2 separate regions of the Homo sapiens genome follow, and region 1 is linked to region 2. A link is an interaction called in ENCODE POLR2A ChIA-PET data of the cell type or tissue named here. Cell type or tissue: GM12878. All regions are shown on one strand. Links, peaks and the distances in the headings refer to the core of each region. The heading gives the core; the rest is flanking DNA. Region 1 overlaps PRKCH (protein kinase C eta). Region 2 overlaps PRKCH (protein kinase C eta).

The links. Peaks named below come from ENCODE experiments on the same cell type or tissue, not always from the same donor. Only the 100,000 strongest peaks of a DNase experiment are listed, where the experiment ranks them.
Region 1: POLR2A ChIA-PET joins it to region 2 with 7 read pairs; 7 of 35 experiments call an interaction of 5 or more read pairs at or near these places.

The regions. Positions count from the first base shown.
Region 1 is chr14:61,510,169-61,515,545 of GRCh38, forward strand. The region is part of intron 10 of PRKCH (protein kinase C eta); the gene reads left to right. Among named protein-coding and RNA genes, the nearest start is that of PRKCH-AS2, 33 kb to the right of the region's middle. RefSeq lists an enhancer at 3,032-3,201. In GM12878, for the core only: no CTCF peak of the experiment used is centred there; no DNase peak of the experiment used is centred there.
Region 2 is chr14:61,326,542-61,331,918 of GRCh38, forward strand. All of the region lies in intron 1 of PRKCH (protein kinase C eta), which reads left to right. Among named protein-coding and RNA genes, the nearest start is that of PRKCH-AS1, 6.4 kb to the left of the region's middle. In GM12878, for the core only: no CTCF peak of the experiment used is centred there; DNase peaks (open chromatin) are centred at 3,140 and 4,181; H3K4me3 peaks cover 2,740 bases; H3K27ac peaks cover 3,684 bases.

The DNA.
Region 1 (5,377 bases), core at 321-5,320, 180 kb after region 2:
GGTAGATGGGGGTGAGAACCTGGAAGGTTTTGAATGTTGGGCTAGGAAGTGTGGGCTTTATTTTATTTGCCTTTCAATAGAAGCCAACAGAGGTTTTTGAGGAAGAGACTAACGGGAAATAAATGCAGTGTGTTAGAGTAAGTAACAGAGGAGTAAGCCTGGAAGCCAGGAGTTCAAGTAGGAGGTCTTCTCATAGGTCAGGCAAGAAACAGTCACAGCTTGGGGCAAGCCAGTAATGGTGGGAAGAGAAAGGAAAAGAGGAGGGGGAGCGATTCACATCGAAGGGAGTCTGATGATGTGGTTGGGGGACCAAGGAGTAGGCGTTAAAGATGACTCCGAGATTTCCAGTGAAGGAGCTTTTAACTGAGTAGGGATAGCAACAGAGTACAGTTTAGTTTTTGTTTTTTTGTGTTTAAAGAAACACTTCTGGTAGTTTTGCCCATAAAGCAGTTAGAGATGCGGCCTGGCTCTCCGGAGAGAGGTGTCAGGATAGGGATTTAGACTGGGGAGCCATCTGTCTAAGGGAATACTTGAACTCACGGGACTCAACTGCAAGGTAAAGTGTCAAGCAGGGCAACTGTGCACAACTGGGCAGATTGGGCCCTGAACAACCCTAGGGAGTGCCACCGTATCCTAGTCATTGTAGATTTGTGCAATGATTGAATTTTCTGGCAGATGGCAGTCAGATGTCTTGAGAAAGGGGCACCTTTTTCTAATGTGCACAAAGGTACCATATGGTGTGGCAGGAATGCTGGAAGTAAACCCAGGCAAGAGCCAAGAACAGAACCTTAGGGAACCAGCTATCCTATAAGGGAGGGTGGAGGAGGAGGAGCCTCCGGAGGAGACACTTAGGGGTGGTGAGAGACTTAGGTAGGATTTAAGTGTTTAGTTGCCTCCAATTTGCCTGAAAATAGAGTCACCACACAGTGAACTCTCATCTTACTTTGGTTTAATGACTCAAGTAGAGCCTCTGCTCATATTATCCATCAGTTCTTCCTTTTCACATAGCCGGTGAGTTTTCCTTGGCACTAGCAAGTGGGATCATTAACTGTCTCCATTTGGTTCGGATGTAGAATTATTAAACCTGTGGTTCTGGTCTTGAGAGCCAATGCCTGGCAGGTGACTGTGGCCCAGGGTGAATACCTGCTGCAAAGCCTCCTCTAGAAGGCCCACTGCAGAGCCTGCCTGGGGAGCTCCTAGGAGGGCAAAGGGCACCCTGCCAGGCAAGTCACCTGTCACACCTGGCTCCAGCCAGCTAGGAGTCAGATTGGGGCAGCCCCCCACCCAGAACTGCCAGAGCCTCTCGGATGGCTCAAGTCCTCACCTCTGAGGGCCTGGCAGGGTGAAGAACGCTCCTTGCCTCCTGAACCATATAAGAAAGAAAAGGCATCCCCAGAGCTATAGCTTGGAGGCTTGGCTCCTTTATGGCATAAACTACAAAGGCGCACAGCCTCCCCGATGTGTGCCAATAAGATGGCATAAATGCTTCTTGTGGAAGAGAAGGCTTGTGCCCTGCCTTGGCACATGATCCTCTGCCCACACATGCTTGTCATTGCTGCTTCCTGGCGCTTGTGACCTCCTTTGCATCAGTGGAAAGTTACAGGAGGAGAGATAGCACCACCTTTCTAGTCAGGAATCTGTCACGCAACCCAGATCAAAAACTTCAAGTTCACTTCTGTGTCAACGGGATCCCGACTCTGTGGGTGGATAGAACATTGTGTGGAAAGGCTGTAAAACTCAGAGTGTAACTGCAGTTTTTATCTGAGTGGCTGGAACTCTAGCTTGTTTATTACCTAGATCAGACAGGTAAAATGTTCTACTTTCAAATAATTCATGTTTTTCAGATCTTGAATTTTGGTAAATTTTTTTCATCAGTTGATTCTGTTTCTTAATTTGAGGAATAGAGTTCCTTTTCTAATGGGAAAATATATCACTTGTCATGTCTGTGGTGCTTTCTTGTGTTCTACAAACTCTACGTGAGCATAGGCTGTCTGGCTCTGGGGATCAGAAGCACTCAGGGAGCTCTGAGGACAGGATTTCATATACTACATCCTGAAACTGGGCAGATGATCACATGACCCTTTTTTTTTTTTTTTTTTTTTTTAAAGCAGGGCTCAGAAGCAGAGAGAGAAAGAGAATTTTTCCACAGCCTCAGAGAGAAAATCCAGGAAAATCCAGGAGTAGAACTCATGAGGCTGAGGTTCTGGAACTGTGTTCCCAAACTGCCTTCTCTGGAAAAAATGCAGAGGGAACCAGCCGATTCCTAGTAAAAAATTTTTGACTTACTGACTTTCAAAAAGAAATGAGTTCCATATGATGGGAATTGCATTCTTTGATTTGGACTTAAAGGATTTTCTGAGCTTTTAAATGGTTTCCTATGTAATATTCCATCTCTTCTGGTTTGGGAGTTTTCCATGAAATGCCTTTTTAAAAAATACCCAAAGCATCAAATGAGCTTTTCAGCTTGATGAAGAACTTAAGAAATTTCATCATTCCTTTTCTTCCTGGCTGACCTTTTAATTTTACACAAGATATACAGGAGTGATTTGTCTTGTCTGGTTTGTAAGGATTTTTAATCACCAGCCACACACATTAGTCACTGGCTTTTGTACCTACAAGCCCAATTTTCTTTGTTTTGGGGGTTTTTTAAATAAGTTTGTTTGTTCATTTATTTGGAGACATGGATCCTGTTCTGTCCCCCAGGCTGGAGTGCAGTGGCATGATCATATCCTCAAACTCCTGGATTCACGTGATCCTTCCACCTCAGTCTCCCAAGTAGCTGGGACTACAGGTACACACCACCACACCCAGCTAGTTTTAAAAAAAATTTTATAGAGACAGGGTCTCACTGTGTTGCCCAAGCTGACACTTACAGTAACAGTAGGATCAGACTGAGAGCTGGAAAAGGAACAGCGCAATGGGATTGGTAGCATAAAAGATTTACCACCAGATGCAGAAAGCAGTTCTCACCATTGCTTCCTCAGTTCCTTAGCATCCACCACGCGCAGAACTTTACACTTTACACTCAAGGGGTGTATGAATAAAGGGAATGCAACCAAAGTTTAAGGTAAGAAACTCAGAGCTTGTTCAGTTCAGTTAGTACTTAATTGGCTACCCAGCCTTGTGCCAGGTACCTTGTTCTGGGGCTAGAGAGCTGAAATAAGCATGGAGAAGATCTGCAGGGAAACCAACAGATGCAATCAGTGCAAGAAATGCTGTCATTAGAAGTGTGTACCAAACACCATTGGAGCACAGGCGGAGAGACACCAAACTTGGCCTAGGAAGGGATGCAGAGGCTTTGGAGACAGAGAAGCTTCAGTTAAGAGTGAAAAAGTCAGCCCAGGAGAGAAATGAGCTCTTCCATTTATCTGTGGTGATAAATCAATGTGTTTTAATTTTTCCTTTTTCAGTCCGTTTAGGACCAATACTTTTTATAAAATGTATTAAAAGTAAATTACTAGAAAAATGAAATTTCCAAATACATATAAAACAGAAGACCACATTTTTATTATTAGATTCAGCGGACTTATATTGTCATGTAGTATGACAGTATGATAGTTTGTCATACTGTCAAATAGTTTCGAAAAACTCTGTGCCTCTACTTTTACCTCACCATGGGTCAGCGCCAGTTTGCAGATGAGCGGCAGTTTGTGGACCACACTTTGAGTAGCATTGCCCTGGGCAGAGGAGGACATATGTGAGGATATAGTGATTGACTGATGTGAGAAATGTGGAGGGAATATCATCGTGTCCCATCCCATCGTTTTACAGATGAGGAAACTGAGGCCCAGAAAGGTGACAGAGCTAAGACCAGAGTCCCTGCTTTCTAACTCGAGACAGTTCTTCTTCTTGTCCTTTGACTAACTCACCTGAACAGTCACCAGATAGCACCAGCATTCCAGCCTGCCTACCCTGCTTCACCCACGCCTACTGCCTCTGAAGAAAGGGAAGAATCTGTGTCCATCAGAACATGCCGGGGATACCAGGACACCAGCCTGCTGCCCAACCTGGCTGACCCGTCTGCTCACGGACCCTGTCTTAATGACAGAAGCCACTCCAAGAGTTCACTGTGTCCTGCAGTAGCCAGTTAAATTCATGTAAATCCTGTTTGGGCAGTCAGTGGAATTTTTAATACTCTTCTCCTTTAAAAAAAAAAAAAAAAAAAGGAACAAAGGTTTTTCTCATCTATAAGCCAAACATGAGCAGGCAGTCACCAAGCAGGGCAAATTGTTATCTCTTGGAATCAGTTTGGTTCTAGACTGGTCTTGAAGGATTGACGCCTGGTCTGGGGTGGACTTGAGAGCCACAGAGTATGCTGTCCTGGTCTTAGGTCATCCCCAAGACAGGGGACCTCTGCAGGCAATAGCAGCTTCACGTTGGCTGTAGAGGTCCCAGATGGGTCCCAGGGTCCCAGCACAAACCAGAATCCACCCAGCTCCCCCCACATCCTCCCTAATCCTTCCTCACTGCGGTCTCCTGGGAACCTGGCCAAACCCAATGGTCAGGGAGGGAGTTGCTGTTCAGATTAATAGCCATTTATTATGGGCCTGGTATTTGCAAAGCACTGTGTTAGGCACTGAAGGGAACCCCGAAATATAAAGATATAGAAACGAAGGCAATGAGTCTCCTCATGGATATTGCATTTTAGGTGGAGAAATAAGTCATATAACAGCCCAGACGGGATTTTGAAATTTGTTCTCTCTGCCTGCCTCTTTTGGTCCCCATGACCAAGGAAGGCAAACACCAGTGCAGTGGCATTGATATAAATTCTTAAATGTGAACATGGCACTTGGAGTTGATTGCTTATTTGTGAAAATACATGATAAAAATATTCATAGATTCAGACATGTCAAAAAGATTCCTTCATTTATCACAGAGTTGTTTATAACAGTGAAAAATTTAAGAAGTCTGCAGGTGGCCTTGCATGGTCTGGGTGTTATCACACCACTGAGTGTCAAACCAGCATCTGCTGTTGGGTATGGGTCCTAAGCAATAGACAGGGAGGGGGTGAAGAACAAGGACTGGCTGTACAGTTGAATTTTATTTGATTACGTTGTGAAGTACAGATACTGTTTCACTTCCTGGGAATTTTGTGTTTTATTTCTGGAGATTTGAAATTCTCCAGAATGGAAATAAAGTTCTCCAGCCACTGTGGTGGTGTGGATGGCAACAGGGTTCAGTGACTTCCCTTATCCTCGTTCAACTTATTCTACCTAGCAGAACCAGTCACCTGTGGTGAATTCAGTGGCGTTTGACAGTCTAGGATGAACCGAATGAACCTCAACTTAAACCAGCTTTTTGTCATTGTACTGACCTGGGCACTTGACACTAAACAGAGATCTTAATTCCTGTATCTTCATGCATCAGAATTTGGTCT
Region 2 (5,377 bases), core at 288-5,287:
TATTAAATAGTTCACTTTAAGTATGTGCATGTTACTATATGACAATTATACCTGAATAAAGCTGTGGGGAAAAAAACCAATCAGCGCTTATCCATATTTTACTGAAGGTGTTAAGTAAGATGCTAGTAAATGACAGAATTTCAGCTGAGCCAAGTCTGACTCTTGAAAACTACATTTCCTCTTTAGTGCAGAAAATATTTATGAGAATGGGAGCGTAGAAAAAATGAAATCACAATAAAACAAATTAGTTTCTGATTTTTGGACATGGTCTCATTTTCTAAATTATCACTGTCAGTTTTTTTTCTGCTGCTTCTAGAACATGTTTATTTTGCATAATTTCTCTGGCTTCCAAAATCTGAAGAATTGCCTCTGTTTAAACTCTATTTTCTTCTTTCGTGTACTTGCTCTTGATTTGCTGACCTTCTAAATGGGGACCAGCATCTAATGCTTAATGCAGAGTGCTGGGGACATGGGGAGGCAGGAGGAGCTGGAGGCTGCGTCATGGAAAGACCTTGGCGCCCCCTCAGGAAGGAAGGACTGGCTTGGCAGGATCCCAGGCTGTTTTCCTGGTTCAGCCCTCCCGAAGACATTGTGTTCTCTGCAGCCCTGGAGGGCCTCTTTCTCTCAATTTCTCAGTGAGGTACCTGTTTTGTAATCAGTCCTGTCAGGTGAAGCAGCCATGTTACTACTGGACAATCATGGATTATCTTTTCCCTTCCTTCCTGGATCCAGGTGTCTGAATTTATACCACCAAAATTCTTCCAGATTTTCTATCTAGTGGTTCATTCTCTTTTGTACTTTGTAGTGCCGTTGTTTATTCTCATGATTGATTTTTTTCTGAGCCAATTGGAAGGAATGTCTAACACTGACTGATCAACCCACAGTGTTTAAGAGGAAAAATATATTTTAGAATCTTGAGGGAGTTTTATTTCAGTGTATGTGAATTGTATTGGCTATGTAGCGTCTTCATTTTCATTGTAAGAAGAATTTTGCTACAGTGGGACCGGCTGCTTCTCATCACAAACAGGTTGTGGCTCAGATATTTTCCCCTTTGGAGAGCATTTTCCTGGTCATATTATTATCTTGTTGTCTTTCGTTGCACTCATTGCTCTCTGAGATCATTTTGTTAATGAATTTGCTTATTATACTTTCCTCCTTTAGATTACAAATGGCTTGAGAGCAGGGACCCACCTCTCTTATTCACTGTCCTAACCCTGGGACAATGTCTCATATGTAGTAAACATTAAATATTTGTTAAATGAAATTTTATGTGATTGGGGGACAAGTAAAGTGTAAGTACTTTGGGAGCATCTTTCCATCTTTCTAAAAGAAAGAAATGAAAATAGTTGAGGAGTTACTGGATGAACAGTATTCCTCTGTTAAATCAATCAATGACATACCAATATGTGCTTGAAAGACTGGGCCTGGGCCGGGCGCGGTGGCTCACGCCTGTAATCCCAGCACTTTGGGAGGCCGAGGCGGGTGGATCATGAGGTCAGGAGATCGAGACCATCCTGGCTAACAAGGTGAAACCCCGTCTCTACTAAAAATACAAAAAATTAGCCGGGCGCGGTGGCGGGCGCCTGTAGTCCCAGCTACTCGGGAGGCTGAGGCAGGAGAATGGCGTGAACCCGGGAAGCGGAGCTTGCAGTGAGCCGAGATTGCGCCACTGCGGTCCGCAGTCCGGCCTGGGCAACAGAGCGAGACTCCGTCTCAAAAAAAAAAAAAAAAAAAAAAAAAGAAAGACTGGGCCTGACTGCTATATTCTTTGAATATGGTAATGGATTGAAAACCTTGTGTATGGAAAATTCCCTGCTCTTACGTCATTTTAAAAGACTATGATTTTAAAACTTGTAATACGTTATAACGTTTTTCACTTATAATTTTCACGCCCAAAATGTTAAAGTCAGGGCAGAAGCAAGACATCAGCATTTAAAAGGTTGTGCCTCAGCCTTGGAGAGGAATGAGGTTGGTGGGTGGAACGTGAATCATTTTATCTTATGCAACTCTTAGTGAAGTTTTGGTATCTAGTAAGTGTTAAGAATGGTGATTAGTGGTGATGGTAAAAGTGTGGTGCATTTTTATGAGAAGAGTAGCATTTGCGTAGAATAATAGAGGTGCCTGGGATTTTTGGTAGTCCTTTTTTATTTAATAAAGCAACTGGGGCCGCGTGCTATGGCTTGCGTCTGTAATCCCAGCACTTTGGGAGGCCAAGGCAATAGGATCCCTTGGGCCCAGGAGTTTGAGACCAGCCTAAGTAAAATAGTGAGACCCCATCTCCACAAAAAAATAAAATTAGCCAGGCATGGTAGCACATGCCTCTAGTCCCAGCTACTTGGGAAGCTGAGGTGGGAGGATCACTTGAGCCTGGGAGGTTGAGGCTGCAGTGAGCCATGATCATGTCACTGTACTCTAGCTTAAATGACAGAGCAAAACCCTGTCTCAAAAAAAAAAAAAAGCTGAAAAAACAGTCAACTAGATTGTGTTCCCCTTTTGTGTTGACTTCTTAGCTCCACTTTATTAGAATGTGATAAAAATGAGACCTAAGTGGAAACAATCCCTGTCCATTGTTTTCCACTCTTATCATTACTGTATCCAAAATAGTCTTTCTCAATTGCCAAACCAATAGTCATTTCTTTATTTAAAACTCCTCCTCTGTGGTTCTCCACTGCTCTTAGATAAACTCCTGAGTCTTTTTTTTTTTTTTTTTTTTGAGACAGAATCTCTCTCTGTTGCCCAGGCTGGAGTACAGTGGCACGATCTCGGCTCACTTCAACCTCCGCCTCCCAGGTTCAAGCGATTCTCCTGCCTCAGCCTCTCAGTAGCTGGGATTACAGGCACACACCACCACGCCTGGCTAATTTTTATATTTTTGGTAGAGACAGGGTTTTGCCATGTTGGCCAGGCTGGTCTCAAACTCCTGACTTCAGGTGATCCGCCCGCCTTAGCCTCCCAAAGTGCTGGGATGCAGGCATGAGTCACTGCACCCAGCCAAAGTCCAGAGTCTTTAAAATGGTATAGGATGTTCTCCATGATCTGTACCCTGTGTTCCTCTTGAGCCTTTTCTCTTACATTTCCCCAAATTACAATGAGCATCTTTCAGTTCCTCAAAAGGAGGAACACTTCGCTTTGCTAATTCTTCCTTGTGCTTCAGGTCTCATTATGGGCATTAATTACCCAGACAACTGTCCCTGATGTGCCAGTCTGGGTTTGGTCCTCCTCCTAGTGTTCCCTCAGTATCCTGAGATCTCTTTTGCCGCTGTCTCCTCCAACCTGAAAGAACGGACGTATGAATGGATTGGCCTCTAATGGAAGCGTGTGACACTGGTCACAGGGAGTTCAGGGTGTAGTTGTTTGAATGATTGACTAAGATTCATCCGCTTGGCTCTTGTAGTAGTGACTCTGACAGACTATTACATGTTTCTATTTGAAATGCCAAGCCCTAGGTGAGCATCCAGCCACCAATGAGCATGTACTAAGTACCAGGCATTGTGCTCTATCCTGTAAAGTCAAGTGGACAGGACACACATGACCCATTCTTTCGTAGGGCTTGTAATTCCAAGGGGGAGGGAGATTGGGATAAAAAGCAAACAAAAGCAACTAGGGAATTACAGAAGTACTTACAGGCAGGTAAGCCCCTGGTTTGGGGAGGTGGGGAACATCTTCCTGGAGGAAAAACAAAGAGCTGACTTTTAAGGACCCAGCCTAGAGAGCCACAGCCTGCTTCAGTTAAATGACTGTGAACAGTCTTTGCTCAAAAGAAGAAAAGGAACTTCTGACCTGATAATGTTTCCCAGAGGGACATCGCAGATGCCCTTTTGAAAGGTAAATGTTCCTGACCCACAGAAATGTTTCCATCTTTGGAAAGTTTGGGAGGGAACTGTTTCCATGCTTGTGAACAGATGACCTGCAAAAGAACTTTTGACTCCACAAAGGCAGAAAGTAGGAACACTATATTTGAACCATCAAATACCTTAAGTTTTGTATAGATCATAAAATAATCATAGATGTTGAAGCAGGATGATCATCTAATTCAGAACAACAACAAAAAGCCTGATAGCTCTTAGGCCTGCAGACAGCCTGTAGGTCTATTCATTTGGCACAGATGTTTTTAACATTGAAACTGAAGGCATTTAGTGCTGTGGTGCTCCAGTTTGCCACAGACCCCTCCACTCCCTGTTATGAAACCAACTCTCTTGACTCATTACTTGCTTGGACCTGGGACATTTTAAATTTTGTGACACTATAGCTCAAGCCTTTGTTTTCTGAATGTGGGAACCAAAGTTCCAGCCAAATCATTACTGTTGCCCTAACAGGGGTGTCCAATCTTTTGGCTTCCCTGGGCCACGTTGGAAGAAGAATTGTTTTGGGTCACACATAAAATACGCTAACACTAACGATAGCTGATGAGCTCAAAAAAAATCCTCAAAAAAATCTCATAATGTTTTAAGAAAGTTTACGAATCTGTGTTGGGCTGCATTCAAAGCTGTCCTGAGCTGCATGCAGCCTATGGGCTGTGGGTTGAACAAGCTTGCCCTAACTCATGAGAAGTGTAATATACATACATTTAATATGTATTAATATCTATCTAATCTATATCTACAAAAATACAGATATACTTACTTAGATTTATTTAGATATGTAATAATTTATTAATTTATAAAATGCATTAGTTTAGATATATATTTACTTAGATTTTTACTTACATAAAGATTTGTGTCCTAGTATTTCAGAGAAAGCTAGCTTACTAGTAAATATATGGGGAGTTAACTTTTACTGCAAATTAGTATTATATTAACTATCCAATTTAAAAAGAAAGCAAACTCTGCCAGGCTGGTATGGTGGTGTGCACCTGTAGTCCCGTGTACTGGGGAGGCTGAGGCAGGAGGATTGCTTGAGCCTAGGAGTTCAAGGCTGCAGTGAGAGCTATGATCGAGCTGCTGCTCCTCAGCCTGGGCAACAGAGTGAGACTTTGTCTCAAAAAAAGAAACAACAACAACAACAAAAAAACCCCTCTTTTTATTTCGTTATACAACTCCCAGCAATAGGGGAACACTGTACTTTAATGGGTGTCAGGAGAACTGGGTTCAAGCTGTGACCTTAGGCAAGCGTCTGCTTATCTGGGTCCCATTTCCCCGTTATATTGTGAGGGGGCTGCACTAAACGGTCTCCAAAGACTTTTATATCTCTAAAGCCTCTGCTTCCATGTGTTAGGCAATCACATAATTTCTTCCCTTTTGGAGTAATTGGTTTGGTTTAAACTGTCAAAATGAATTATGTGTTATCAAAGTTAGTAACTCCTAAGAATTAAATTGGTCCAAATCTAAATTGCTTAGAGTTGGAGAGGATTTAGCTCCCATCTAAGTGACTTGTATAG